Linked DNA regions of Homo sapiens: region 1 is linked to region 2. Evidence: chromatin loops called from intact Hi-C (ENCODE). Cell type or tissue: dorsolateral prefrontal cortex. All regions are shown on one strand. Links, peaks and the distances in the headings refer to the core of each region. The heading gives the core; the rest is flanking DNA. Region 1 overlaps SLC35F1 (solute carrier family 35 member F1). Region 2 holds the start of SLC35F1 (solute carrier family 35 member F1).

What was found. Peaks named below come from ENCODE experiments on the same cell type or tissue, not always from the same donor. Only the 100,000 strongest peaks of a DNase experiment are listed, where the experiment ranks them.
Region 1: a loop joins it to region 2, with 4 times the contacts of the local background. A loop is called at or near these places in 3 of 110 quality-filtered maps.

Annotation. Positions count from the first base shown.
Region 1 is chr6:118,255,710-118,270,873 of GRCh38, forward strand. It overlaps SLC35F1 (solute carrier family 35 member F1), which reads left to right. Exons shown (of 8, transcript NM_001029858.4): 4 at 11,286-11,445. Among named protein-coding and RNA genes, the nearest start is that of PLN, 290 kb to the right of the region's middle. In dorsolateral prefrontal cortex, for the core only: CTCF peaks have their summits at 8,434 and 8,638; a DNase peak (open chromatin) is centred at 8,452.
Region 2 is chr6:117,900,459-117,915,622 of GRCh38, forward strand. SLC35F1 (solute carrier family 35 member F1) reads left to right here and starts at 6,806. Exons shown (of 8, transcript NM_001029858.4): 1 at 6,806-7,441. The coding sequence starts at 7,269. LOC124901480 (a long non-coding RNA gene) reads right to left here and starts at 6,472. Exons shown (of 2, transcript XR_007059904.1): 1 at 5,818-6,472; 2 at 5,201-5,359. In dorsolateral prefrontal cortex, for the core only: a CTCF peak has its summit at 6,601; DNase peaks (open chromatin) are centred at 6,733, 7,693, 8,113, 10,319 and 1 weaker place; H3K4me3 peaks cover 4,049 bases; H3K27ac peaks cover 2,970 bases.

The DNA of each region.
Region 1 (15,164 bases), core at 4,897-12,896, 360 kb after region 2:
CCTATTGGTAGGAAAAGAAAAGTAGTTTGGTAGAAATATTTTTCTAAATCCAAAAAAATAGGGTATTTCCTGGAAAAGGGCTGTTATATATAGTTAGCACAGTGACACATTTGATTAGCTTAGCTCTCTTGGACAATGTGATGGAAACATGGCTTTATCCAACATGAATATTTTAAGACAGTAAAACCTAAACAGTAAATTCTAAGGTATAGGGTTTGGAAGGGGAGAGCGCTGTGAATAACATAGCTCTGAGAAGGAAAAAAAATCTCAGGGAGAGAGTGTAAGAGAGGTGGTGGCTGTCTACCAAAAAAGTTTGTTCCAGATGAAATATACTACTCCCTGGAATTACACTCCTGGTCAGATTTTCAGATGCCTCTGGGATGGTGACAAATCCAGGCCACAAAATTAAAATGGTTATTGATTGTATGTGAATGTATGTTCCACAAAATATTTTCTACTCTCTTCAGCTGGCCTGTCAGCTTAAAGAAGACTTCTGGTGTGTGTGTGTGTGTGTGTGTGTGTGTGTGTGTGTGTGTGTGTGTGTGACTGAAGTTTGTCCTTTTAAAGATCCTTCCCTGTTAACACTTCAGTTTTACTCACTGGAGATGAATTTATATATGTCACTTTTAGAAACATGGGAGAATTGCCAATTAGAAGCAGAGGAAGGGAGAGTGGGGAAATGTTCTCTTTCCTAGAATCACCTACCAGTTGCCTCAGGTTTAGCCTCTGACAGCTGGGCCACTTGAGGAGAGCTCTTTGCCTGTGATAGCCAGAGGGGAGCATTAATGAGGATCTGAAGACTGGCAGAGGAGTCTCTTTTGGGCACAGACCATTAGAAAGAGGGATGAGGTCACCTCATTATGCTCTGCTGGGATTGGAGAAGTTTTTTAAAAATAAACTTTTTAAAATAAACCATCAGCTTCCCTTGAAAACAAACCATCAGCTTCCCTTGAAAACACTGACCTGACTCTTGTAGATTTTTGCACTCTCATACATAACATATGTTGTTTTATATATTTTGAAAGAAGTACAGATGCTCCTGGACTTATGATGGTGTTACATCCCTATAAACCCATCATAAGTTGAAAATACTGTAAGTCAAACCATCCTAAGTTAGGGACTGTCTGTATATGCTCGAGAGAGGAAATTTGGAAACCACAGAGAATTTGGGCCATGGAGTTGTGAAGATTCAGTTATCCCATTCAAAGATAACCATTGTTAACATTTTATTCTTATAGATTCTAATTTTCTCCATCCAGAAATTTTTATGCCTAATACTATGATATGTAGATGTGTAATCAGGAAACAAATTTTTACATGAACATGTATGTCATCTAAAGCAAGCATGGTATAAAGGGAATGTAGAAGGACTCCTGTCCTTCCCATGATACCACCCAGGTCAGGGAAGACTTCCATTCCCTTCTAAAAGCTGAGATGATGGGAAAAAACTGTCTCTCTCTCTCTCTCTCTCTGTCTCTCTCCATCTTTCCATTCCCTACTTGCTCCACCCCAAAGAGGAAATAGCTAAAGTTAATATCCAGTAGGAGACTTTACCACTTGGTGGAGTTGTGATGCTTTAAAAGAAAACTAAAAGTTTTGAGGAAAAAAAAACTACAGTGCTTCATTTCTGCCTGCTCTATGTCCCTTGCTGGAAAGACCCCTGAAATACAGAGTCCAAGACCTGAAGACCATTTCCCCCAGGATATCTGGCTAAGAAAGTTGAGGCTAAGTTAAATTGGAGTGGGAGATGGGAGGCAACACTGCCTTCTCCAATCCAGGTCTAAAATTAATACAGCTGTTTGATCTCCATTGGTTCTTGGGGTCTTTTAGGTGAACCATGTAGAATACAACCAATTTGACCTACAAATGTGGCAGTTTCAAATGAATCAAGCTATTATTTTCTGCCAGTTAAATCCAAGAAGAGAGGAAAACTAGGTGATTGGGACCACAGCATCCAACATTAAAGAAGAAAACAGAACATGTAGTATTTTAGACACAAAAGACAGCCTCTAAATAGACATTTTATTAGAATGAAAACATAGTACTATACTCAGCTTTTCTGAAGGTAGTTAAAAGCCATAAGTTGAAGATAAAGAACAAGCATTGCCGAGTTGTTAGGTTTGTAAGTAGAAAATGGAAATGCTATGGAGATTTCCTGAAATCACTGTTCTTAATTTGCAGAGCAGTTTTCCAATCTTAGTTACCTAGATTTCCTTGTCATTTTCATCCATGTTGCAGAGCATATAAGTCAGAAAACATAAAATACCATAATGTACTAACTTTATTACACTCTGATTATTTTTTTCATGAGTTAAGGTAATTATTTGAACAGGTAAAACTGAAGTTACAGATTTGATCTTTTAGAATAAAGCACTTCCTGCTTTTATGGAAAGAAGTAACCTACTGGCCTTTTCCTGCACTTCTGGGCAAAGCTACTCATTCTTTTGAAAGTACAATGAATTTTGTTATTACTTTGGATTATTTTATGGAACTTTGCATAATCAACTCAGAAAAGCTAACAGTAGGCTAAAGTCTAACATTTAAGTGCTATGTGACTATCTAATTTTTCTAACGAAAACCCTCTATCTTGTTTATCTGACATCAATATCACTGTGCTCTTTTCGAAAAGGGTAATTTTTACCCAACTGATATTTTCCAGCAGTAAATACAAATATCCAAATTCAAAATTTCATTTGAAACTCCATAAAAGTTTGGAGAAAGATACAGATTTTCCCCCAAAGCCTTCATTTAACATTTGACAATGAGATAATGGATGTAAAAGCTCTTTGAAATCCCTGGGGATTTTTTAAGATGGGCAGGGATGTTGAAGACTAAAAAATATGGCAGTAAATTTCATCTGAAGGGAAAAACAGATGAGAATAGCCAAGATAATTCTGAAAACAATGAATAATGAAAACCAATTTGCCTTAGAAAACATTAAAAATGCATTGGTAAAGCTACAGCAATTAAAGCAACATGATACTGTTGGTAGTATGGTATATAACATGACCCTAAAATGGATCTTAATATATATAAAATATACTACAGAGAAAATATTGCAGAGCAACAAGAAAGGGACCGATTATTCAACAGATGCAGTGAGAAGGTTGACTGTAATAAGAAACTGAATTAGCTATTAACTTAATTTCATGCAACAAAATATTCTAGATGAATTAAAATTTTAAATGTTAAAAAAGGAATCATAAATAACTAAAAGAACACATAGATGACTTACCATAGTTGACTACTTCGCTGATTTGGGGAGAGAGAAGAAGTTTTTTTAAAATGAGCTTATAAATAAATATTTAAACCCATAATTTTTTTAAAGCTATAAAAAATTTTCAACAAATACGATAAAGGTCTAATAGCCTTAATAATATATAAAGATATTTTATATATCAGTAATAATACTAATACTTTAATAGAAAGAAAAAGTTTTGCTTCATCAGTAATCACATAACAAATTTAAAACAATTATAAAAGTTTATGTTTGATATAAATTGGCAATAAAAAAGATAATGTACAAATTGATAGGAGTACAGTAAGATTGGAACATTCATACTCTGAAATTGAACAAGTAAATAGCCACTAACTTTGTGGAGAAAATTTTGACAGTATGCATCAAGAGTTTTTAAAAGTGTATACTCTTTAGACCTATCATTTCATGGTTGGGAATTTATCCTAAGATAATATTCAGAGATATAGGCAGAAGCTCATATTTAAGTGTGTTGTTTGAAGCATCATTTATAATTCAGAAGAACAGGAACAAATAAAATCATCAAAAATACAAAAATGATTAAAATAGTACTTTATAAAAATATTGACAAATACCTCATTTAAAAATGGGCAAATAATTTGAATAGATATTTTTCAAAGAAGATACAAAAATGGCCAATAAGCATACTAAAAGGGGTTTAATATCATTTGTCACTAGAAAAATGCAAATCAAAATCATAAGGAGATACCACTCCACACCCAGCAGGATAGCAAAAATCAAAAAAAAAAATACAGTAACAAATGTTGATAGGATAAAGAGAAACTAGAACCCTTGTACATTGCTGATGTGATTGCAGAATGGAATGGACACTGGAAAAGAGTTTAGCAATTCCTCAAAGTGTTAAACACTGAGTTACTATATGACCTGGCAGGGCCACTTCTCAATATCTACCCAAAGAAATGAAGCCCACATGTTCCTCATAAAAGCTTGCTTGAAAATGTTCGTTGCAGTATTATTTATAATAACCCAAGAGTGGAAACAACCTAAATGTTCATCAACTGAGCAATGTGTAAGTAAAACATGATATATCCATACAGTGCAATATTATTCAGCAGTAAAAAGGAATGAGGTGTGATACATGAACAACATGGATGAACCATGAAAACATCATGTTAAATGAAAGAAACCAGTCACAAAGGGTCACATATTGTATGATTTCATTCATATGAAATAGTCAGAATAGGTAAATCCATAGAGACAGAAAGTAGATTCATGTTTGCCAGGAGCTGTGAGGAGAGAGGAATGTACAGTAACTGCTAGTGGGTATGGAGTTTCTTTTGAGGATGGTGAAAAGGTTCTGAAATTAGATAGTAGTGATGGCTGTACAACTTCATGAATACACTAAAAACCACTAATTGCATACTTTAAAAGGGTGAAATTTATAGTATATTTATTATATCTCAACAATGTTAAGCTAAATCTAATGATATGATAAAGTATCTATATTACAGGTTTAGGGTTTTTAATTTTTTTTAAAAAAGAAGGCAACTTCTTTTGGGTGTCTTTATCCTAAACTGGGAGTCCCTGGAGTGCAGGGACAGTTTTATCTACCTTATCACAAAGCCTGGCTATGCCCATATAAAGCAGTCACACAACAAAAAATTATTAAATAAATGAATGTAGTGTTTCCTTATGGTGTTATGAATTTCCTGAGGGAAGAAAGAAAGGATATCTTGTTCATCTATATATGCCTTCACTGTCTCCACTCAAAACCTGGGATTTGGTAAATGCCCAGTAAATGTTAGCTGAATGAAAGAATAAACTTTTCCTGGCTTTATTCTTCCTCTAATTCTGCAGTTCTCATGACTTCCTCACTACCATTCCGCTAATTTCATTTAACCTATTTCTTCTACAAAATATGAATTTTATCCCTGTAATATTAGTTGTGTGTATCTACGCCTTTGTCTGTGAATGTATTTAATTGACTTGTGTCTGTCTCTCTAATGTCTTTGTGATTATAACTGAATTTATAAAACTCTGAAGTTACTCTGTTCACTTGACTGGATGAGGCCAACTGGCACTTGAATGATGGTGATGATGCAATATTTTTGACCTACACAGATTCCATTGCACAATCACTCTTATAAAGTTATATGGTTGTGATAAATGCAATTGTACTACATGACTCTCAAAATTGATGCAAAGTGATTAAACAAAGAAAATAATATAAATTCTGTCCCCATGGCATGTCTTATAACCACACGAAGCCCAACAGCCTCACCTGTGGTGTGATACCTTAGTATCCAGTCAATATCATACTTGGCCTTGGATTCTCTCCTGAAACATCCAGAGGCCTTCCCTGGTGCTGACTGATGAAGGAATTCCATTTCATGAGACTTAGGCCATAAAAATATGCTTACTGCAAAATGGCCAACTATCTCCTCTTCTTGGATTTGGGCTGGCTCAAAATTATTCAGAACAACACTATATACAAATATGCATATATACATATGCATACACAAGCATAATAGTCAACACATTTTCTTTGTAGAAAATTTAAATTAAAGTGCACAGTGTCAGAGTAACAGAATGCAGGTCAGCAGGATTTAGGGCCCACGTGAACGCACACAGGGGCTGGGGCTTTGGGCTTTGGTAAACGCTCAATAAATGTCAGCTGAATGAAGAATAAACTTTTTCTGGCTTTATCTCTCCTTTAATTCTTGAACTCTCATGACTTCCAAGGGGGTTTTGCAGGAAAGAGCCAGAGAAACAGAGAAGAGAGTGAGGTTCCCTTGGATATTGAAGGGAGGGGGGCTGTAGCAGCTGGCCACCCACTTGGCAGGGGTGAGGCAGAAGCACCGATGACCCAGAGGACTTCCTCTCTCTGCTTTTCCTAACTCCCTCTATCCCACCCCTCTGGGGCTGGGATGTGCCAGCAGTTGCCCGAAGCCCCTGGTAGCATTGCTAAGGGGAGACAGCCCCCTAATCCCCATCCCATGTTACTGCTCCACAGCCTGTGCCTCTCCCTGCATCCCAGACTTAGAGTTGTGAACTCTTGTGGACCAAAGACTTGTAAAATATTCTGTAAAACCGGGATACAATTGGGGAGACACACCAGCTGTAAAGAGGGTTTGCAGCCTGAAGGCAGATCTCACAGACACTCAGAAAATGTTCCATCTTCATGAGACTGTCCACTACTGGGACAGCTTCATGACCGTGTTTGAGGGGGCTGCGCGCATCATGATGAGCACACTTTCGGAAGTGTGGGTGTCTAAAGCCAGGTTAAGGGGTCTGCGGAGTGCTGGCAAAGGAAGGGAGCATCCACAGAAGTCCAAAGAGAAGCTCGAGTAGATTTTGGCAGGAAGGAAGGGATGGGATGCGTGTGTGCAGGAGAGGGCATAACCAAATGTGATTAAAGGCCACAGAGAAAGGCACAGTGATAAGATGGTCAGAGATCAGCTGGAGTGGAAAAGAAAAAGAGGTAGGGAGAAAGAGGGGAAATTAAATGACGCTTCAATCTTCCTGTACATATACATATTTTTAAAATTTTAGTGCTACTTAATGTTGACTGTCTTCTGTTGTCTTAAAAGTAATGTCAGCATGAACCTTTTTTATTTAAATAACTTTTGGAAGCTGCACTTGAACTCCGATCTAGCAGTCCAGACGCTAGTGTTTTAGCCCCAGTTCTAATACTAATTTGCTTTTCTCTTAGACCATCAGTTCCCTTATTTATAGAGTAGATACAGTCATAACTCCCTTAAAGGGCTGTTGTGAAGATTTACTTTGTCTACCATAAAAATAACATAATCGTTTTTACAAACTGTAAGTGCAAACTTAATGCAACCAACTGTAAATGTTGTTTAAAACTACAGGGTTCAAGCTGGGCGCTGTGGCTCAGGCCTGTAATCCCAGCAGTTTGGGAGACTGAGGCAGGAGGATTGCTTGAGCCCAGGAGATTGAGGCGAGCCTGGGCAATATAATGAGACCCCATCTCTATTTAGAAAATGAATTTAAAAAAAAACTACAAGGTTCAAATTGTAATCCTGTTGCTATCACCATGACTTCAGAGACTTTTCTCCAGCCATTGTGTACTGTGTGCCTCCATGTCTCTATCTTTTTGTTTGTTTTGTTCTGTTTTGTTTTGTTTTGAGACAGAATCTCACTCTGTTGCCCAGGATGGAGTGCAGTGGTACAATCTCAGCTTCTTGCAACCTCTGCCTCTCAGGTTCAAGCGATTCTCCTGCCTCGGCCTCCCAAGTAGCTGGAATTACAGGCATGCGCCATCATGCCTGGCTAATTTTTGTATTTTAGTAGAGACAGGGTTTCTCCATGTTGGCCAGGCTGGTCTCGAACTCCTGACCTCAAGTGATCCTCCCGCCTCAGCCTCCCAAAGTGCTGGGATTACAGGTGTGAGCCACTGTGCCCGGCCGTGTCTATAAAATTAGAAAACAGAATCGTAGACACCTCTGGCATGTGTTGCCTAAGGATTCAAGGCATAAGGAGAATAAAATTCGTTTAAATCCTTAGGGGGAAAAAAGGAATCTATGTAAATCTAAGAGTAATAAACACTTCACTTTTCCATTAAAGTATTTTTAATGTCCTTGGAGATTTTTCAGAGCATAAGATGGTTATAAAATAATATTTGTTTATTTTTTCATATGGATATTTTATAATTTCTTTTTAGATTCAGAGATGTATGCAAAGAAAGTTAAATCTACTGAAAAGATTAATGGCAATCAGAAGAGGAGTTTTTGTTTGTTTGTTTGTTTGTTTTCTTTTTTAACAGTTTCAGTTATAATGCTTCTCTTTTCTACTTCTCTAACAACCACTTAGCCAAGGAATTAAGCTACGAGAAAACTGTTGAAAAATTATTTTGTCAGTATGTTTTATGTTATGTGACCACGAGGGGAAAGCTGAAGGCAAAAATCACTAAAAAAGAATAGCCTGTTTACTAAGAGCAGCTGCCAAACAGTTTCTCTTCAACAGTTACAGATGCCATGGTGAGAGCTTCAGCTGTAGCAATTAAATATTCCTGTCATTGACCTTCACTAAAACATTGTCCAAAAAATTATTATGACATAACTTCTGCTGATACTAACAATTTGTGTGACCTTGAGCACATCATTTCACCTCTTAGGACTTAGGAAGCCTCAACTATTAAATACAAGGGTCTTGGTGATTCTAAACTGAGGAGATACTGCCCTCCAGGGGCGTTTGCAAATGTGTAGAATGTTTAACGGTCAAGGCCCAGCAATGCTAACTGCCCTGCAGAGAGCATGAGACAATCTTGCAAAATCAGTTGTCCCACCCTAAATGCCAGTAGCAACCTTGATTATCTCTAATGTCCCTTCTGACAGTCAGTGATACCATATGTCTGACAATTCATTGATTTATTCAGCCACCAATTACTGAGGCCCCATTGTATGATAAGCACCAGGCTTCTCTCCTCAAATGCCCCAGAAACACTGGCTTGATTGTATCCTTCTTTAAGAAAAATTATGATTATATTCTTCTTTCCCTTCTCTTCTTTCTAAAAGTTTGCACTTACCCACAGGACCACCTGACACTTACAAATAAGGATTTTCCAACTCAAACCATTAGAGGAATAGATCTCAGGACTCATCAAGTGCTTTGGCTTTTCTAATGACACTGAGAACCTAAAAGCTCACTTCAGCTCTCCTCAAAGATTGGACCATGGCCTAGCTTGCCCTCAATAATTCAGGAATAGAGGCCTTCAGCTCCACTGACTGAGGGCTTCCAGCCAGATAATGAAACCCTAATTCTGTAGTGTGCAGCTAAATATTTCAACTTGATTCAATCATTTTTAATTTTTAACACAAAACACCAACTGTTTTATGCCCAGTGAACAGTTTTCAATGACAAACTGAAATTTCCTAATACACTGAAATAGCATCTGAGGCTAGCTGTAAAACCTACCTTAGAGCATATTACCACATCATTAACTCACATTGCTAATTAACTGCAGTGAGCAACTGTGTGCTGTAGTACAATCCTACCTGCCACCACCTCCTTCCTGTAGCCCCTCCAAGAGTGCTGTGACCTTTGGGCTCAGCCCCCAGCCATCACAGTGCTACTTAGCATTCACGTGGTCCTTCCTCACCTTATCATCTCAGCAACCTCAGGGATAGCTTACTATTCTGAGTGCTTGTTTCATTTTGCAGAGGAGAAGACCAGTGCACAGAGAAACATGAGCATCTGTCCAGGTCACAAAAAGCTTTGGGGATAGAGGGGATTCACAATGCTATTTGCAGTGCCAAGAAGCCACTCTGATGTTCAGGGATGCTTTGCAAATACGCAAACCTTTTCCAGCCTTCAGTGAATCTTGGAGACTCTATTTTGATGTTTCTGGTCATTAAAAATCTTTGTATATATTTGTTCAATAACTCTTATTGAATACTCCTCTTAATCCCTGCAGTGTTCTGATGCCAATAATCCTGTGCTAATTAAGTACTATTACAATTGGAACTACAGAGGAGAAGTACAGCATTCAACAAAAGCATCAAACAGGACTCGACCTAGCCTGGGGATCTAAGAGGCTTTCCTGAGGAGGCAAATTATAAGTGCAGGCCTGAAGGATAAAGGAGGAGGAAGTTCAAGCAGTGGAGCTCCTCCAGAAGGAGGAGTGTACATAAGTGAAGGCCCTGGGGCATGAAGGAGAGGCTTGTTCCATGTAGCAGAGGATGTTAGCTCAGTCTAGGTGGCAGAAGTGGGAGAGGGTGGCATGAGTAGATTTGAGAGATGTTTGGAAGATTAAATTGGCAGAATTTGGTAATCAATAGGATATAGGCAATGAAAGTGAAGGAGTATTGAGGATCACTGCCCTGTACTGGCAGCTGGGTGGTAGAGGCCACTTGTTTAGAATTCCAGCAAGGAGATATACTGGATGGTTGGACAAATCATAAGTTCCTCATGTGGTACAAGGAACTTGCAGTTCTATGTGACATCACTTTGTCTAAGAAAGACCCTGTCTTGGATAGTGTATCCAGAGGTCTTACCACAGTGTGGTAGAATCTGAATTAGTTCCATGGAGCCCAAAGAGTGTGTTTGAAAGCAGAGTTATAGACCAGCAATGAGGGCCTCGTGATTTAAGAATTACTTTCATATGTAGTATCTCTGAGGTTCATGCTGATCTTTGGGGAAAGTTGTTATCTTCATTTTACTAACAGAAATTTGAGGCTCCTGAGCTTGTGATTTGCCCAAGGTCACATAGCTGTAAATGAGAATCTGTACTCAAATTCAGGTCTTCTGGCTCCTAGCACAGGGGTCTTCTCATTTCACCACATTATCTCTCTACATAATTGGGGCAAATTCTCTATCAACTCTTTGGACTTACATGTCAGATGGAATCTCACTATTTGTACAAAATATATAAAAAATGAAATCAAATTTTTTTGCTATACTCTATTCAACTTTCTTTAAAAAATTTTTTTTCTAATAGTTCTTTTAAGTATTTCTACTTTTGAGACTCATATTTGTATTTATATTTAGAGCACTTTTTTATTTTAAGAATGAAATGACAAGAACAGATCAATTTTTACTGGTAGCAGGAAGACAGCTGTCCAGGAGAAATTAAATTCAACTTTTGTCTAATTTCTAATAATTCATAAAACATTATAAGACCTCTGCACCCTCATCTCCCATTCCCGGATCTACTCGTAAAATAGGGGGACAATGTAAAAAGGCTGGGTGTACTGTCCCCGAACCAAAGATGTTCCCATGGAGCATGGCCTGGCCCTGAGGAAGACAGGAGGCAGAGCTGCCCCAGCACCTGGAGGCAGGAGACTCTTCACCACCAGCCTGTCTTATCAATTTGCCTTCTCCCCTTTCCCTTAAAGTTTGGGGGATGTTTACAATTAAGTAAATAAATAAAGCTAATTTCCATTTATTTCAGAGTCTGTTTTAAGTACATCAAGTCTGGGTCTACACAAAATCTCAGGTTCAGGGGAAAGGCAGAACCCTTTCTGCAGAACTAAATTACTTTTCCCTACTACATGGAATGCTTCCTCCTGAATCTCCTGTTGTTGTTTACCTTCATCCCTCCCAATAGCTCCTGGACTGTTTTGTGATCCCAGTCGTGATTTTGCTCTCCTGGTTCTTCCTGCTGATCCGGTACAAGGCTGTGCATTTCATCGGCATCGTTGTCTGCATCCTGGGAATGGGCTGCATGGTGGGAGCAGATGTGCTTGTGGGAAGACATCAGGGAGCAGGTGAGTCTTCGGATGTTCACCAGGTTCCTTACCTCTGCGGGTGAGGCCAAGGCAAGAAATGGAATGTTCATAGTTGGGTGAAAACAAGGACCTTAGGAACCTGGATTTCCCACTATCTGTGTCCTGTTCATGTCTGTTCCCCACACCTGAAACAGGGCACACAGGAGGTGCTTAATGCATGTTTCTTGAGTGCATGAGTTTGCAAAATACAGCTTTCATGCCCTTTCTGCATCCATTCAGAAACATGCAGACAGTGTTTAAAACTGAGAGTCATGACCTACCAAGAAGATGTTTTGGAGGTCAGTCCGTTCCTGAACCAGCTGCCTGGCCCAAGCCCTGGTCCTTGGTAGAGTTGGTGGTAATGAGCTAATTCACTCCTGAGCCACAGGGCCTTCCACACATTTCCCCAACCCCAAACCTTTCTCTGTCAAGCCAGAGAAAGACTGAGCTTTCAAACTACTGGGTGAAGGTTGGTTTATAGGCCCACGAGTAAATAAAGTTTGAGGACTAGTTAGGAGTGCTCCATAATTTTAGGAGGGAGAGTTAAGTTCAGTCTTCTCACACATGGTTTTTAATTTGCTTTGCGAGGAGGGGTTATTGGTATCAATTAGAGTTTATAAACCCATAAGGTAAAGCTGCATGATTCACTCATCAAATTGCTGTGAATCTGCTGGGGGAGCCCTGAGTCAGGGTGGTTTCCAGAAGACCCTTTTTAAAGCATTGCAATTCTTTAAAATATACCAAAATTTTAGCTACAGAAGGGTTTTTGGAACAGAAAAAAAATGACCTTCTTTGTTAACATTAGAAATGGGATAGAAAGTACCCACTTTTCTATAGTTCTTGGAATTGCCCCTTCTTCTAGGAAATTAGATGATAAAGAGTCAAAAGTGGACCGTTTCTCTTTATGAGACAAGGTCACGTTAAGTCTCTGAAACAATGTCATGTATGTTGTACCATAGAACTTTATAACTGAAAAGGACCTTGTTCAACTCCTTTGTAATTGACATATGTGAACACCAAGATCCATCCAAACCAAGTGAGTTGCCCAAAGTCACAGAGCTGACAAAGCAGAGACTGGAACACAAGGCCCCCGGCCTCCAGGGCAGGCCTCTTTCTCTGTCCCATGTTGCTGGGAGCTGAAGATACAACATAGAACAAAAGAGAGACAGCCTCAGCCTCACACATCCACACCATCTACACAACACCATCAGTCCCCACTTCAATAGAAATCTGAAAATAAATACCTCAGTGTTTCCCAGATTCTCTTCTATGAAACACTGGTTCCATGACATATTGATAGACGTCATATGAAAAGGCCAATATTATGCTATATACATGTAGTAATGTTGATATGAATAATCTTTTTGGACCAATCAGATAATATTTTTGTCTTATACAATGTGGCCAGTTGTTCTAAAGTCATATATATGTATATATATATATATATTTTTTTTTTTTTTTTTTTTTTTTTTTGAGACAGAGTCCCGCTCTGTTGCCCAGGCTGGAGTGCAGTGGCGTAATTTCAGCTCACTGCAACCTCCACCTCCCGGGTTCAAGTGATTCCCCTGCCTCAGCCTCCCAAGTAGCTGGGATTACAGGCACCTGCCACCACACCCAGCTAATTTTTGTATTTTTAGTAGAAACGGGGTTTCATCACATTGACCAGGCTAGTCTTGAACTCCTGACCTCAAGTGCTCCACCAGCCTCGGCCTCCCAAAGTGCCAAGATTACAGGCATAAGCCACTGCGGCCGGCCTAAAGTTGTAATTTCATTACACTTTCTCAGCTTTCCGCACACTGTGTAAACACAGGCTAAGCAGAAGCAAGTACCCTTAGTTATAAAAACTCTATCTTCATGAACCCCAGCCATTCATCTTGGCCATCATCTTGCATTCGATAGTCAACTATAAAGATGAACATTTAAGCCTAGAATGTTAAGCTAATTTGAATTGATTTCACTAGATTGTATTCATTAATCCTGTAAAAAATGTTGTTTTGATTTTAAATGAAGTGTTAGAAAAGAAGCAAAACTGCTTAAGAAAAAGAAAGTAAGTCTGTTAGAGAGTCTTTCCAAAGTGTCATTTTTAAAAAAACAATGTAGATGTGGCTAAAACATACTGGAGTGGAATTTGGTTTCTCCATGTGAATCTGCTTAAGGCCCACAGCATCATTGCTTTTGTGATATACAAAGCATCAGTGTTAACAGAATTAAGCTTTATCATTGTGGAGCACCTTCTGTGCTATTGAAATGGTGCCCAAGTACATAGAATGATGTTTTAAGACCAGCCCAGATATAGGATCCAAGGACTCATTTTATAAAATTATGATTGGACATGCTCTGCCTCTATAAAAATATTAAAGTAGGCAGCAATTTAAGCCATCACAGAGAACATATTTTTTTAAAGAAAAAAAAACCCACTGGTTTTGAGGTCAATAGAATCCTAAAATTGTTACATATCATTATCAAAAATATTCCTTTTTTTTCATGTCTATGGCAGAGTTGGTTCAATTGCATTAATCAGCCAGGGTCACAAAACTTTTCTAAAATACTGCAGGTACTCACCAGAACATAAGTCAGGCATCCAAGTCCATATAAGATGTCATCACCAGGCCAGGCACATTCAGAAATCCCAACGACTCAAGAGGCCAAGGCAGGAGGGTCACTTGAGGCCAGGAGTTAGAGATCAGCCTGGGCAACACAGTGAGACCCCATCTCTACAGAAAAAATTAGCCAGCATGGTGGTGTGCACCTATAGTCCTGCCACTTGGGAGGCTGAGGCGGGAGGATCGCCTGAGCCCAGGAGTTTAACGTTATAGTGAGCTATGATTGCACCACTGCACTCTAGCCTGGGCAACAGAGCAAGACTCTACCTCAAGAAAATCACAGTAATAATAAAATTATCACTGTATTAACAATTTTGCACAGGAAAAGAGACTGTCTGACTTCATCCTTTTTATAATGCTTAATCTATGTTTCATCTTCGTTTGGGATTTTGACAATTCTGTCTCCAAGCACATTGATGTCGGCCCTTTCAAAGTTTCTTTGACTTCATTATAATTAAAGCAATTGCTTTAATTCCACTTCGTCAGCATGTTTCTTCATTAGCTATCCAGAAATTCTTTGTTTTGATTTAAGTCTGGCTGAAGGAAACTTCTTAGATGGCATTAAGTACTTCATGTACAAAATATAAGTTTAAGGGCACAGAATGATGTGCCAGGAATAGGGCTTTTGATGAAACTTGACCAGCAAGTTTTCCCACTCTAGACAGAGGTGGAGAGAAAGCATCCTAGTCCCCAGCCTGGAAGACTCTGCCTTAGAGACTATAGAGTGGTATATGTGTTGGGAAGGATGCGAACAGCACTTATGTTCTCATTCTATGTTTGTCACCTGTACAACTCATCACCCACTATAGGATGCTTCCACGCCTTTGAGCTCACTTGAAGGAAATGTCTTTTCCAAGCTTACTGGTAAAAAATCAGTGGGCTTAATATGTGTATTCTCTTTGTCACCTTGGCTCCATGTCAGCAGTATAGGCCTCCTCCAAAAGACCATCTCTGCATTTACTGATGTGCAGGGCAATAGGCAATAGAAGTGGCTTCTGAGAATATTATAACTATTATAGATGTGTTGGAGTGTGTAAAAATGACTTAGTAAAGTTGAAAAGATTCAGCACCAGGACTTCTCTGCTTGCCTGGGAAAACTTAATGGATATAAAAGGC
Region 2 (15,164 bases), core at 3,195-11,194:
GATCAAAATTCAGTGTCTATGTTGTTATAGCTCAGCAAACGCTATTTAAAGCTTTGACAATTAGTGAACTACTTTTCATCTCCTGCCCAAAAAACTCTTGGTTATCATTACAGTTAATTATTATCATTTTCTGAAATTTTTCGCTTGTCATTAAATTGCAAATTCTCTGCCAGATGTCTAAATATACTTCCAGTTTATCAGTTTCTGCAAAAAAACCTGCTGAGATTTTTATAGGGATTGTATGGGATCCGTAGATCAATGAGCAGTATTGTCATCTTAATAAAATTATGTTTTCTCATTCATGAACATGGGATGTCTTTCCATTTCATTAGATTCTTTCATTTATTGCAATAATACTTTGTGACTTTTTATGTAAAAGTCTGGCACTGCTTTTATTACATTTATTTCTAAGTATCTTATTCTTTTTGATGTTATTGTAAATATAATTATTTAATTTCATTTGCAGATTGTGCATTACTAGAAAAAAAATACAACTGATATTTGTATATTGATCTTATATCCTGAAACCTTGCTGCATTTGTCATTAATTCTAAATGGTGTTTTTGTGAATTTCTTAGTATATTATACATAAAAGATCTTTTTATCTGTGAAGAGAGATAGGTTTACCTTTTCCTTTTCTTTCTGAATCTCTTTTATTTATTTTTCTTGCTTATTGAACTGGCTATATCCTCCTATCCTTCTACTGTTGAGTAGAAGTGGTGGGAGTAGATATTTTTGACTTTTTTCTGATCTTGAAGGGCATTTAGTCTTTAAATATTAAATATAATTTTCATTGTAAGTTTTTTGTAAATGTTCTTTCAGATTCAAATAATTTTCATCTCTTACAAGTTTTTGAGATATTTTATCAAGCATGAATGTTAAATTTTGTGAAATGCTCATGAAGATTTTGTTCCTTATTCTATTAATGTGGTATATTACATTAGTTGATTTTCAGATGTTAAATTAACCTTTCATTCCTAGGATAAATCCTACTTGGTCATGGTATGTAATTTTTTTAATATGTTGTTGGAATTCATGCACTAATATTTTGTTAAGGATTTCTGCATCTATATTTATGAATATTGGTCTGCTTTTATATAACTCCCAAGTCTAAAATGGTTTTTACATTTTTAACTAGTTAAAAAATAAAAAAAAAATTCTTGAATTGTGAAAACTATATGAAACTCAAATTTCAGTGTTCATCTTATAGATTATTATTTATAATAAAGTTTTACTGAAACACAGCCACATTCATTTACCTATTGTCTATGGCTACATTCACATGCAACAGCAGAGAAGTTGCAACAGAATAATTATGAGAGAAACTAATGCCTCCAAAGCCAAGAATATTTATTACTTAGCCTTTTACAGAAAACATTTGTTAACCTGTACTATAGATTATCTGTAACCTTTTCCCTGCTTCTTTGCATCTGCAGTAATTTCTGATTAATTGCTTGATATTATCAATTTACAGTATAGAGATTTTGGATGATGGCATCTTTTTCAAGAGAGCATTAAGCTTTAATCTGGAAGGCAATCAATTTGTCAGTGGATCACCTTTATCAGGTTGAGATTTGGTTTTAGGCTCTGTTAGGGAAGGTCTATTGTTTTGTCTTTAGTCTTAGGGCATAGCCCTTATTACATGGTTCTTATACTTAGGGTATGGCCTTTTTAAGAGTTTCTACAAAAGTCTGGGGACTCACCAAGTATTCTCTACAATCACTGTGCCTGAATGCCAACCTATATTCCTTTCAGCACTATGCTGCCTCTGAAATCTCTTTTCAGCCCTCTAGCTTCTGAGCAGCTTTCTTTGCTTGATCTCCCAGACTCTTGTGCTGCACATATATAGCATAAAAGTTGGCTCTGAGGGGAATTTTCACACAGTGTTTTTAAGGTCCTTCTTTTAGGTCCCTCCTTTTTGGAACTCTGCCCACCAAATTCCAGTTGCCTTTGCAGCTCTGAATTCCCATCTCTGTCCCTTTTACCCAGTGAGACTGCCACTCTGATTGGGCACTGTTTCTCTACACTGTCATCTGGAAAATGCCCATAGGGTGAAAGCTGGGATGAACATGGGCTCATCTAATGTGCTTCATTTCTGATGTGTTTCTGTTCCCCAAAGAATCATAGTCTTATATTGACTCCTGTCCAATATTTTATCCAGCTTTTAGAATTGAATTGTTCACATGGGAAAGTTAATTCCAATAACAGCCACTCTATCATGACCAGGTCCAGATCAATTCGTTTTTAAAAATAGTTTTTATGCCAGATATTCTCTCTCTTGCTATATATATTAGAAATTATAAACATTAGAAATTATAAACATGATTTTATATAATACATATCATAAAAATATAACCATGTTTTATGTTTATAAAATTATAAACATTAGAAATTTTATATATGATTTTATATATTATAAAATCATAGATGTAATCATGTTTTATATATTTATAAAATTATAAATATTAGAAATTATATATATTTATATATTATAATATATAAAATCATAATTTCTAATGTTTATGTGTTTTGAAAGGTATATACCTTATCCCCATTTTTTTTTTTTTTTTTTTTTTGAGACGGAGTCTCGCTCTGTCGCCCAGGCTGGAGTGCAGTGGCGGGATCTCGGCTCACTGCAAGCTCCGCCTCCCGGGTTCACGCCATTCTCCTGCCTCAGCCTCCCAAGTAGCTGGGACTACAGGCACCCGCCACTACGCCCGGCTAATTTTTTTGTATTTTTAGTAGAGACGGGGTTTCACCGTTTTAGCCGGGATGGTCTCGATCTCCTGACCTTGTGATCCGCCCGCCTCGGCCTCCCAAAGTGCTGGGATTACAGGTGTGAGCCACCGCGCCCGGCCCTTATCCCCATTTTTAAAGATTAGGAAACTTATGCTCAGAAAATCTGAGATAATTGCCTAAAATTAACCCAGTTTGTTAATGGAGCTGGAATTGGAACTGAGATTACTTGGGCTCCAAGTTCCACCTACCTAGCCCTAATAACTCAGTGTATAAATTCCACACAAAAGTCATTACAATTTTACCCACAATTTTCCATCAGTATTTTTATGTATTAAAATATTTAGAAGGAGAGAATATTGAAGTCACTGGCTGAAATAATTGATGTTTGTATAAGGATCTTTCTCCCTTATTCAGATATTTGATAACTGATTGTATGTAAAATAGTAAGCGCTTCTGAGATATCATCATCTATAGAATTTTTTCCTAATATCTTAGGATATTAAGATAATCCTACTCATTTAGAGGAAATTGATACTACTGAATAATTCCTTCACTGAATGTGGCAAACTTCCTGTCAACAGAGACTTACCATGTCACCATGACAAAGACATACCAAACCAGGCTTTTGGACATGGAATACTCTGCAAATAATACTTAGAAATTTTAAACTCATCAAAATGTAGTCTGACTCTGCAAAATTAGCCCTTATCCACAACTAACAGCACTAATCTCTAATCCTCCATCTCTCTTAGCAAAAAGGTCAATTATAAACCTACACAGTATTCTGGGTTTACTCCAAAGGAATAAGTTTCCAAAATGCAAAACAAAAAAATTACATAAACAGAAACATCGTGTAGAATGTGTGAACAGTCTTTGATATCTGTTGCCTAGTGTCTGTTTCCCTGCTCTGTGCATATTTTCATATCCACTAATACCATTTATAGACTATCTTCATTGATGATGATTGTTCACTGAAGTTCTGTGCTTTAACATGCCAATTATTGTATCCATTTCTTGGATGTAAATTGATTTACCCATTCTACTCCTCTGCCATTTCCCCTCTCCACAAATTTTTCACCAGTTTTGCCTGGCTTTCTCTCCCATTCAAGTTCTATTATGTGAATCAAAACCACAAAGCTCTATCATTCTGGAGGCCATAGATTCAGTACTACATGTTGAGAAGATTCAATCTGACTTAGGAGATAAAGAAAAAGATTAAAAGAATGATACGGGGAAAGCATATGGCCACTGGTCATTTGCAGCAGCACAAGCAATTCCAGATAGTTGTTCAGCAATTTGGGGAGGATCATCAGTTACCTCTGGTGCATGACTGTGAAGCTTTTTTCTCAATAACGTGCACAGGTGCAGTCTATGCTAAACAGATTAGTCAGTGCCTGGTGACTCTGACATAGGCCAAACTTCACTCTTCCCCACATCAGTGGACATGTCTTCAAAATGAGAAACACTAAAGAAGGTATAGCTGATAGCCAACTTCTGCTTCCTTAAGGAATTCAACAGAACTAGTCTGTGCCTGAAGAGAAATTCGGGTGATATAATGGTAAGAGAGGCAGAATTTTTTGTGGCATGGAAATTCTGCAATAGCATCATACCACTAACCACAGCTGACAAAGAGGAGGTAAACTGAGAAGTAGGCATGTCCCTGGAACCCACATGCCACCACTGAAAACTACATACAGATCCTTAGCCCATTGCCTTCATCTCCCTTCCTTTTGGTCAGAGCTCGTGAACTGATTTTGAGGTCAGGGATGGACAAAAGTCTTGCAGCAGGAAAAAGGGAAGCAGCCCTTTTCTACATCTTTTATGTTTAATTTCATGTCAGACACACCATTATGACACTTGGACATTTGACTCCTGTTTACTTACTTCACAAATGTTATCTAGCTACTTAAATATTTTTTTCTTTTAGAGATGGTGTCTTGCTATGTTGCCCAAGCTGGCCTCTACCTCCTGGGCTCAAGCCATCCTCCTGTCTTAGCATTAAGAGTAGCTGGGACTACAGGCACACACCAACACACTTGGCGGTTAGCTACTTTCTAAGAAATGAGCATGGAGTACAGAATCAGAGGATAAGAAGGGATCTGATGCTGTATTCCCCCAGAAATGGAGTAACAAAAGCATAAGGCTTGAGTCTGCATTGAGGTCTTACCAACAAGATCGAAATTTTACATCTCTCATCTTGTTGTTCTTTCATCTTGGTTTTCTCCCTTCCTGACTCAGAGGAGATGTAGAGCATTTGGATTTAGTAGTCCCTCTAGAGAAATGACCAGATGCAAATGCAGACATTGAAGTGCAGACACAGCACTGAGTCGTGATGTGCCAAAAACATTCAAAGGGAGGCAAGCCAAATGTGAAGGAAGAGGGCACTGAAGCAACCAGTTATTCAAGGCAGACACCTGAAATTACCATAAATGTTGTTTTAATAGAGAGACTTCTACCACGATTTGCTGCCAGGTTCAGCTGAAGTGCATTTTATTCATGTCTGCTACATTCGGTGGGTCCACTAAGGGTAAATTTATTGCCACTATTGGAATTTTAATGCCCAAGAGGCTACAAGCCTTGGTCCTGTTTGTAATAATTCTTCAGAGTGTCCTGTGCAAATCTGAGGTGGAAAAATCAGAGAATGAAAGGTTGTTGAGAAAGAACAGGACGACATTTTAATTATAAAAGGGAAAATGTTCCAATTGGGGTTAATTTCTGTAGAAAGAAACCTCAGGGATATTTCAGGTAGCAAGTAGGTTTTACAGAATTGAAATATAGATTGAAGAGATTTTGCAAATACCCGTTTTCTCATATTTTTGATGATTAAAAAAAGACTCCGAATTTTGTTAAAGGAATTGGACCTTGTTAACTGAACAAAGAATCCCATCTTATTTATATCCTTCCATATTCCTTTTCTCCTCTGTTGAAAGGACATAGTCCATTCCTTTTTTGAGTGTTATTTTCTCCCCAATTCCCTCTCTCAGTGGCAAATCCTATCACTGGTATTTTTAATTTGCTGGTTTCAGAGCATTTGGATTCAGTAGTGGTATCAGCATGCCTTTGTGTGAACAAACTTACCTGTTAAACTTACTCAATTCCCTGCACTGAAGCGAAGAGTTTTTTAAAATGCATATCATTTTTCAAGGCAAGATCCCTATCTAAACAGTCTAAATAAAGGAAAATTTGAAAAATATCTCTCTTTCAAGAATCGATTATTAATTGGGATCCGGATCAATTGGTATAAGAATGCCCGGGACAGAGAGTCAGTTTCCATTGGTAGAAATATGGTCCAAGATTTCTGTGGCAGATACACAGGACTTTCCCTTTTGGAGTTGGGGGACTATTAAAGGAGCTGTTAGGCTCCCCTGCTGCGTGGTTTACCTCATTTAAGTCTTACAACTCCCCTGGGAGAAAGACATGAGTAGTCTCGCTGCACAGAGAAGAATGTCTCAGAATTTAATTGCTTAGAGTCTCTGCGGATAAGTTTCAGATGTGCCACTGAAACTCAAATCTGCCTACGTTCCTTTCACAGCACTACATTGCCTCAAATGGAGACGTTTTGAGTTGGTCTGATATGCTTTTTCCAGTTCCCAGAATTGATTCTTTGTGAGAAGTAGTTTTTTCTCCCATTTCCACCAGGCCAATTATGGCGAATGTAGTAGGAGCAACATCTAGGATTCTCCGTTTGGGTTTCTAATCCGGGGCCGGCACCTGTCTCGGCGTCCTGCCGCTGTCCCAGGCCGGTGGTGCTGGATTCCGCGGCGCTTGGGCAGAAACGAGGAATCCCCGCCAACTCCACAGGGAGGATCTATTCCCAGCCCCCTTATCCCCCTAAAAAACACCCAAACCAAAACAATCACCACAACCTAGACCGTGGGCCTCTGCGGACGGGGCAGTAGAGGGTCGGGGGCAACAAGGCACCTCGGCAGCGCCCTCTGGCGAGAGGAGAGCGCGCAGGTCCCCCGCCCGCGCCCCGCTCTGCCGCCGCCGCCGCCGCCGCCGCCGCCGCCGCCGGCGCCCCCGCCCGGCTCTCCGGGTTCACCCTCGGTCTCTCACTCCGTGAGACACAGACGGTAGCTTTCCGACCGAGCGGGGCACAGGCTGAGGCGGCGCCAGCACAACTGCCGCCGCGCGCCCCGAGGAGACCCGGGCACGAGGAAACAAGGAGAAATCAGGACTCCTTCCCCGGAACCGACCGGCAGCTCCGCGCCCCCGCGCGACACCCTTCGCAGCCACTTCGCGGGGCGGGCCAGGACTTGGGGACGCGGCTCGGGAAGAGCCGGGGCGGGCGGCGGCGGCGGCGGCACGGGCGCGAGGGTGCGCGCACTGGGACTGGAGAGGAGTGAGTGGCGGGCTGGGCGGCGGCGGCCGTAGCCGCGGGTGCCTCCCCGCCTCACCGCTTCGCAGGCAGCACCGCCTCCCGGGCCGCGGCCGCCCGGCCGGGTCCTCTGCGCGTTCCCGGGCCCGGAACCGGCACACGATGCACCCGGCTGCGTTCTGATCGCCGCCGCGCCTCAGCCTCTGCCGCGATGATCCCCCCTGAGCAGCCGCAGCAGCAGCTGCAGCCGCCGTCGCCAGCCCCGCCGAACCATGTGGTGACCACCATCGAGAACCTGCCGGCCGAGGGCAGCGGCGGCGGCGGGAGCCTGTCCGCCTCCTCCCGGGCTGGCGTGCGCCAGAGGATCCGCAAAGTGCTGAACAGGTGAGCGGCGGCGCCGGGCGAGGGCGCGGGGGGCGGGGGCTGCGGGCGCCCGGCTCCGGGTCCCCTCCGTCCCTGGGGCGGCCCACGGGTCCTTTGGGACGGGGTTGCGGCCGGAGGAGACTGAGGAGATCGGGCGACGACGCGCTCCGCGGGCGCAGAGAGGCCGCGGCAGCTTTGTCCCGGCGCAGGGAGCCCTGGAGTGGTGGAGCTGCAGCTGGTCCGAGGCGGGAGTTCGGGGAGAGGCGGGGTTTTTCGTACCTAGCCACCCTGTATGTGTGTCCGCACTCACACCCTCCATACGCGTGCCGCCTCACTTCCCTTTCCCTCTCGCACCCCGGCTTTGCGATCGGGGGTCGGGGGGACGCGGGGACCCGGCCAGGGCTGAGGAGGGAGGCGCGGGGCTGCAGAGATGGCGTGGAAGTCCTGGGCCTCGTGCTGTCCTCCGCCCCGCCCCGCCCGGGGGCTTCGACCCCTTGCCGGGGGAATGGGGTCGCAGCGACAGCCTAGCAGGCGGAGGGAACCCACTTCTCCAGCCTGACGCTCCAGTCGCCTCTCGGACTCTTCCTGGCTGGGAGCAGCGAAGAGAGGGCTAGAGGCCTGGAACAGACCCAGCAAAGTGCAAAACATTGCGGGCAGGGTGTGAGCCGGCGGCGCCCAGTTATTCCGAAGCGCCCATGCCGGAGGGGGCGGGTGCCGATCGCCGGCGCCTCCAGTGCTGGAATCTGCGTAGTGGATTCAGGACGTTGACGTTTTAGGATGAGGACCTGGGTTGACGTGAAAATGGGGGTACCTCTGGCACCTCTGACTCAACTGTGATGTGAAAGGGACTTTTTCTACTTAAGTAACTTGAAATGGTTGACGAGCTGACACCTTAAAAAATTGTATAGGGAATGGGTTTTGTGTTCTTTTTTGTTTGGATGCGTGGGTGCCTTTCGATGCATCTGTAGGGGTAACTGTTCCAGTCGCTCTGTTCATACAGGTTTCTGTGTGGCATTGTGTTGGGTAGCAGAGATTCCCAACGAATTCACACGGAACTGTCTGGGGCTCAAAGCTCTGGTGGGAGTACAAACTATGTACAGAAATAGAATCTTGAGAAATATCCTTATTTTGGGAGTATAGTTTAATTTAGTTATATCAAATCCCGAACCATTCAAGAATCCCTGGTGGGGAATTAATGCGTGCGTTAGTTTATTTGCGGGTACTTCTGTAGCTTTCCATTTATTATCAAACAGAAAGAAATTCACTCTGACGGGAGACAGGAGTTGGTAATAGAACTAAGTCTTTGATTTGTAGCTGAGAATACCACCTTCCAAAAGATAAAGTAGAATAAAGCAAGAAGACGCTGGCTCAGTACATATTATGTGGGTTTTGTATTTTTTATGAATACCTGTGAGTTTTTTTTTCAATTGCAATTACCTTGTCATTGGCTGTTTAAATTTTTAATCACAATATATTTTAATTATTATTATTTCTCATCAAACTAGAAAATATTGATGTAATATTTTGCTCAGTTTCTTTTTGCTCAATTATAAGTTATTACTGATTCCATGTAGGTTATTTCTTGATATGTAATGAATCATAGAGCCCAGAAAAACAAGATCACTGAGGTAGGAGTGAGGGGTATGTTGTCATCATACCTTGGCCAGTAGCTAGACAAGTGGTTTGCAGCAGAGCCATTTATCTGCTTGGTCTTGGTTTCTTCATTGTAAATTATGTTTAATAATACAGTACTTGTTTTACTTCCCTACCATGATTTTGAGAATTAGATAATGCTGAAGAAAACACTTGGAAAAGTATAAAGATCTACATGAATTAATGTATTCAACTCATTTTTTTTCTAAGGTAAGCCTATGGGGTAAACATAGGCAAATGAAGTTGAAGTCATGCTACGTTATGGGTAGAACCTTGTGTTTCTAATGAAACGATCTGTGACATGAGTTGTACTAGTCCCAGTGTATAGAGGAGGAACTTATACTTATGTTGGGTTGACGGCATTTCATCGCAGGTATACAACCGTGAATGGAACCCTAGGTTTGTAGCCTTTAGACTTAAGCTAAAACAATTATTTATTTATTTGTCTTTCAAAGTTATTCAAAATTTTCAATATAATATTTTGTATTGAGTAACTGGCTTTTCCTTATCCTTAAAGGATAAGAAGAAACTCTTTGTTTCAAGAAAGAACATTTTTAGTAAGGAGACTGAAAAATCTGAGCAAGTTTTAAAATCTCAATGGCATAATTTATTTAGCATGCTGATGGGCTTGGCTTTTGTGCCATAATTATGTCAATGAGAGCCTTAATAGTGGCTATAGAGTGATTAGGCTCTAGGTAAAAGTGAGAGTATGGGGGAGAGTGAATTTTTGAGATTCTGCAGAGTGCTTGGATGTGGCTCCCCTCTGGTTTGAACCCTCATGATGTGTTGGACTAGTCAGTAATGGATATCAGGCAGGCCCATTGGGGCCTAATCATAAGCATCTTTGTCAATTTTCTAAGAACTCACCATCTGCTTACTTTCTCCTTTTTTGCTTTCTTCTTTTCCTCTTCCTCCTTCCTGAATACTTCACCCACATTGCCCTGTCCACTCATTGTCTTCATTTGTCTTCTTTCCTCTACCCTTGGCATGCAGCAACTTAGCTCCTAGCAGAAAGTGGTTCCAAATCGGGAAGCTGGGAGCCAATATAAAAAATATCCCTCCAACTTTTGACATGCAGATATATGGTTAGCAGCATTCTATTGCTGTGGGCTGGTAGGGCTAGTCTCTTCAGTGACTGAAATGGGGGCTGTACCACTGTCAGCTCCTAGCATCCCACTGGGCCAAAGGGGTAATGCTGAGACACAGAGTGGTGCAATGGGACGAGAAATATTAGACTGTGAGCAAGCCAAGCCTGGCGAATTGCCTGCCATTGGTCACAGTCTACAGGAACAGCTATCTGACAACCCAGAGGAAGAACTGCAAACACATACGCTATCTATATCCTGTCTACCCAGGGAGAGTTAAAGAGAGAATTGCTCATCAATAATTAATTAAAGGTACTTCTTGCTCTCAAGAAGCTTAGAATGAAATATAGTGTTATCTTAATAAAATCTGCCTTACATTATTCAGCATCATTTTATTTCCATAGTATACTCCATAGCCTCTCCCCTTACTCTAAAGGCTTGTCGAGTTGGATTGCTGCATTTTGTACACAACAATTGGGGTATTTCATTGGTTGACTACTCCCTTTCTGTGAAACAGTTAGATTAGAATGTAATTATATTCAAGACTTGGTGAAAGAGGAGGCACTAGATAATTTTTTAAAATAATTAATGGGACATCACATTTTTTCCCCTGGTATACTCAAAATTGTTTTGGCAAAAGGATGCAAGAAACATGACAATTTAAATGCTGGAATAATTACTACTCCTTTAATATTCAAAATTGTGAACCAATCAATATATTGATTCAAACAAGGAAAAAATACGGCAAAGTCTTCTTCACATTTCCCTCCCCTCCCCTCCCCTCCCCTCCCTCCCTCCCTCCCTCCCTCCCTTCCTTCCTTCCTTCCTTCCATCCTTCTGGCAGGATCTTGGTCTGTTGCCCAGGCTGGAGTGCAGTGGCATGATCACAACTTATTGCAGCCTTGACTTCCTGGGCTCAAGTGATTCTCCCACCTCAGCCTCCCAAGTAGCTGGGAATACAGGTGCACACCACCATGCCTGGCTATTTTTAAAAAATTTTTAAATTTTTAGTAGAATCGAGGTCTCGTTCTGTTTCCCAGGCTGGCCTCAAACTCCAGGCCTCAAGTCACCCTCCCACCTTGGCCTTCCAAAGTGCTGCAATTGCAGACATGAGCCACTGTGCCTGGCCTTCCCTTATTTCTTAGCATGGTATAGTATATATTACCCTGCCACAGGCAATCAGAAAATGACGAAAAGAAAATACTTCAAGGGCAACAGTTGATGACCCTCTCAAAGAAACTGCTGATCAGGTAGATTTCTTAGACACATACAGGAGTAGCTACTGACCTACATATTAAAGTGCCTGAAGATTTTGTACTCTAAATGATTTCTTAATGAAATGTTTTTGAGAAATGAGTGATAGCTTGTTTTGTGTTTTGCATATGTGTGCTTTTATCTTTTCCCACATGAGTATTATTTTCAGTTGTTAACAGAAATATCTGTGAATTTCTTGTTTTGATACACTTTCTTCCCATTAAGACATACAGTGGGTTGTCTCAAATTATAAAGGGGTTTCTGCCTCTTTGAGTCTTATGGCGGGAATGTTTAATCATTAGAATGGAATCACTACTGATTCTGACTCATCCATTCATTTGATTTAGAATGAACTGATTTCCAACTTATATTTAGATTTATTTTCAAATTTCTGAAACCTTTTTGAATATAAACCAAAGATCGTTAAGGATATACATAGAAGAGTTTGAAGCAAGCCTACATAAAATCAATGTCCAAGTAGGAAACTTACCATGTAAAATGGGACAATATGTGTACATAGCCTTTCTGAGTCATTAAATAAGGTGGACAGAACATCATGAACCAATGGATATGACTGAACTCTAGGTATTCCATACAGTTGGTGGAAACATATAATTTAGATGATCCTTTCTGATCAAGTGAGAAGGCTTTTGTTAGGAAATTAATGGTGAGAATCTTCCTCAAGCTGCTCCGTCTAAAACATGTCAAAATGAAAAGAGGAAGATCAGCTAGTAATGAGGTTGATTAATATAAAATATTCCAAGTGGAACTGGGTGGTGTGATTAAAAACAGACTTTTCTAAGATCAGTAGTAAAGAAAAGATGTCTGAAGGGTGCATTTGTTTTTAACTAAAAGGACAAAATTATAAAAATAAATGATTATACCAGTATACTTGTATTTATGCCCAGTGCTTGGAGAAACTAATGTTCACATTAAAGGGATATTTGGATTACCTCAGATAAAGATGATGTGTTTTCAGGTAATTAACGTGTATTAAAATATACTTGTCTTTGTGTGATTTTCTTTGAACTTTTACTTTCTCAAAATCCTTCAGTGTCTTAGGGGCATCTTAACTGATGTCTGTTTTCACTGTACACATCTATAGATGTAGAAGGTATAGGCAATTGAGCTGCTGCTCATATCGCTCATATAGCTCTAAAGTTACTTAATGCAAGAGATGTTTTATTATGTAGTTGCCATTTCTCATAAAAATAATATGGAGCATGTGAAAGTACCACCACCAGATTTTAGTTTAGCTTGCTTGTTCATTTGCGTTCAGGCCAATGAGCATGCCCTGTACATTGTTCAGACACATTAATTCTTGATTATGCTTCTCAAGAAGTATGCTTAGGAAGACAAACTTCAGTAGATGTATGGAAAAAACCTATGAATTTTGGGCATGTTTCTTAATGGTAACATGAACATATACAGGTCTATATTCATTTATTCTTAAGCAGTAACTGTATGCTGAGCCTTCTTATGGAATACACACATGTGACGAAACATTATTCTTGGGCCAAAACCTCAAAACCTAACTGGGAAACTTGACATGTGTATCACTATTTAGAATGAACGTTGTAATTCATAATCTGAATTGTTACACATAATGCCTAAATAAATGCTTCCCAGTGTCTAGATATTGGAATAATGTAAATGAGCTGTTCAATATGCAATGCGTATTAACCTTGTTCTGACACTTTGGAATTATACAGGGAATCCTTGAATGTACAATAGTTAAGAAGGAATTTCACAAGAAATGTCAAAGAAAACAATAACAATAAATATTCTTTAGGAAGTATTTTCTTAGAAAAAATGTTAGTGGCAACTCAGTTAGTTAGTGGCAACATGAGTATAATTTTTTGAATTATATTATAATTTAAGTTTTAAAAATATTGTTTCAGCCAGGGGCGGTGGCTCACAACTGTAATCCCAGCATTTGGGAGGCCAAGGTGGGAGGGTCATCTGAGGTCAGGAGTGTGAGACCAACCTGGCCAACATGGCGAAACCCCATCTCTACTAAAAATACAAAAATTATCTGGGCGTGGTGGTATGCGCTTATAGTCCCAGCTACTCAGGAGGCTGAGGCACGAGAACCACTTGCACCCAGGAGGCAGATGTTGCAGTGAGCCAAGATCACGCCACTGCATTCCAGCCTGGGCAACAGAGTGAAACTCCATCTCAAAAAAATCCCCCCAAAAACAAAAACAAAAGAATCCTATCTATCTATCTATCTATCTATCTATCTATCTATCTATCTATCTATCTATCTGTCTATCCACATATATACACACACGTGTATATGTGTGTGTATATATATAGAGAGAGTTTCTATTAATTTAAATTCTAAACTTTGTCTGAAGAATATTTACTATGTGACTCTCTGAGGATTAAAAAAAAAAAAGCCCTTAAATATAGTTTTGCAAGTTCCGAGATTATAAGCCACCAATTCCTAATAAATTCCATTTAAAAAAATAGAGAAACCTACTATAACTGAACAAACACTGAATAGATTTTTAAAACCAAATCATACTAATTATATACAGATTTAGAGTGACAGGGCTACAATTTGTGATCATATCTGAGTCTGAGAAAGCACAAAGCACTCTGGTCTGTCGTATAAGATAGATCTCCTCACATTCATTGATTCATTCATGCAGGGAGAATTTTATTCAATGAGTGTTTATTGAGTGACTATTATATGTTGGGCACTGCTGGATCACAATGGCTAGTATGGCCTCTGGGTGCCATTGGTGGAGTTTCTGTTATTACCCTTTGAATATAACCCATCAAGGGAGCAATTTAACTAAAATAGAAATAAAGATAACATATACCTCTCAAAATGCTATAGTTTCAAAAATGATGTTTTCAAGCTGATCTGACAAAAAATCCCCATAAATTAGTTGTTTCACTTTTAGGAAAACTGCCCAGGTAGAAGACTGAAACATAATAAAATTACTCAACGTCTACATAGATTCAAGAAGCAGACCTTTTTTGATGAATACCATTGAGTTTGTTTCACTTAGGGCTTAAAAAATATTAAAAAAAAAAGAGGAACAGCTATTAATGTTCATCCAACTTCAGAATGTTAGAAGGAAAAGGAGAACAGATTTGAATCCCATTCTTCTGTTCAGGGTGAACCTATCAAGGTCCTTGCCATGTAACTCAAGAAAATAGAGTTTTCTGAAAATATTAATGTGCTGACAGTGCATAGGCAACTTTTTGGGACTTGGGGACATGTTTATGCATTGCAGATGGAGAGATTTAAAATATGCAAGAGTATATTTTATATATGGATTTTTATATATAATTTGATACAACCTAACGAGAGTGTTTGAGATGTTTGAGTTAAAATTAGCATTTAGACAATGACTCAAGTTCTCTGATTTTACCTTATAAGGCATATACTTTATAGTATAAAACATTACATTGTATGTTTTTCTTCTAATAACAAAGATTAGTATTCTTATCCTTTTCTAGAGAAGAAAACAAATTTATGTGGTGATACAGCTAAGTGCTTTTGTAAAACCACAGAGGAGGGAGAGAGCATGCTAGGCTGGAGAAAGGTCAGGAGGGATCAGGGATGGCATTTGTCCTTGGCAATGAAAGATGGGTAGGAAAGGAATATGTGCAGGGAGAGGGAGGTGAGACAGGATGAGCCGTTCATGGAAGTAAGAGATTGGGGAAGAATTAAGTGTCCAGTTTGACAATATTATAGGATGCGTCAATACAAAGGGAAGAAGAGGGAATTAAGG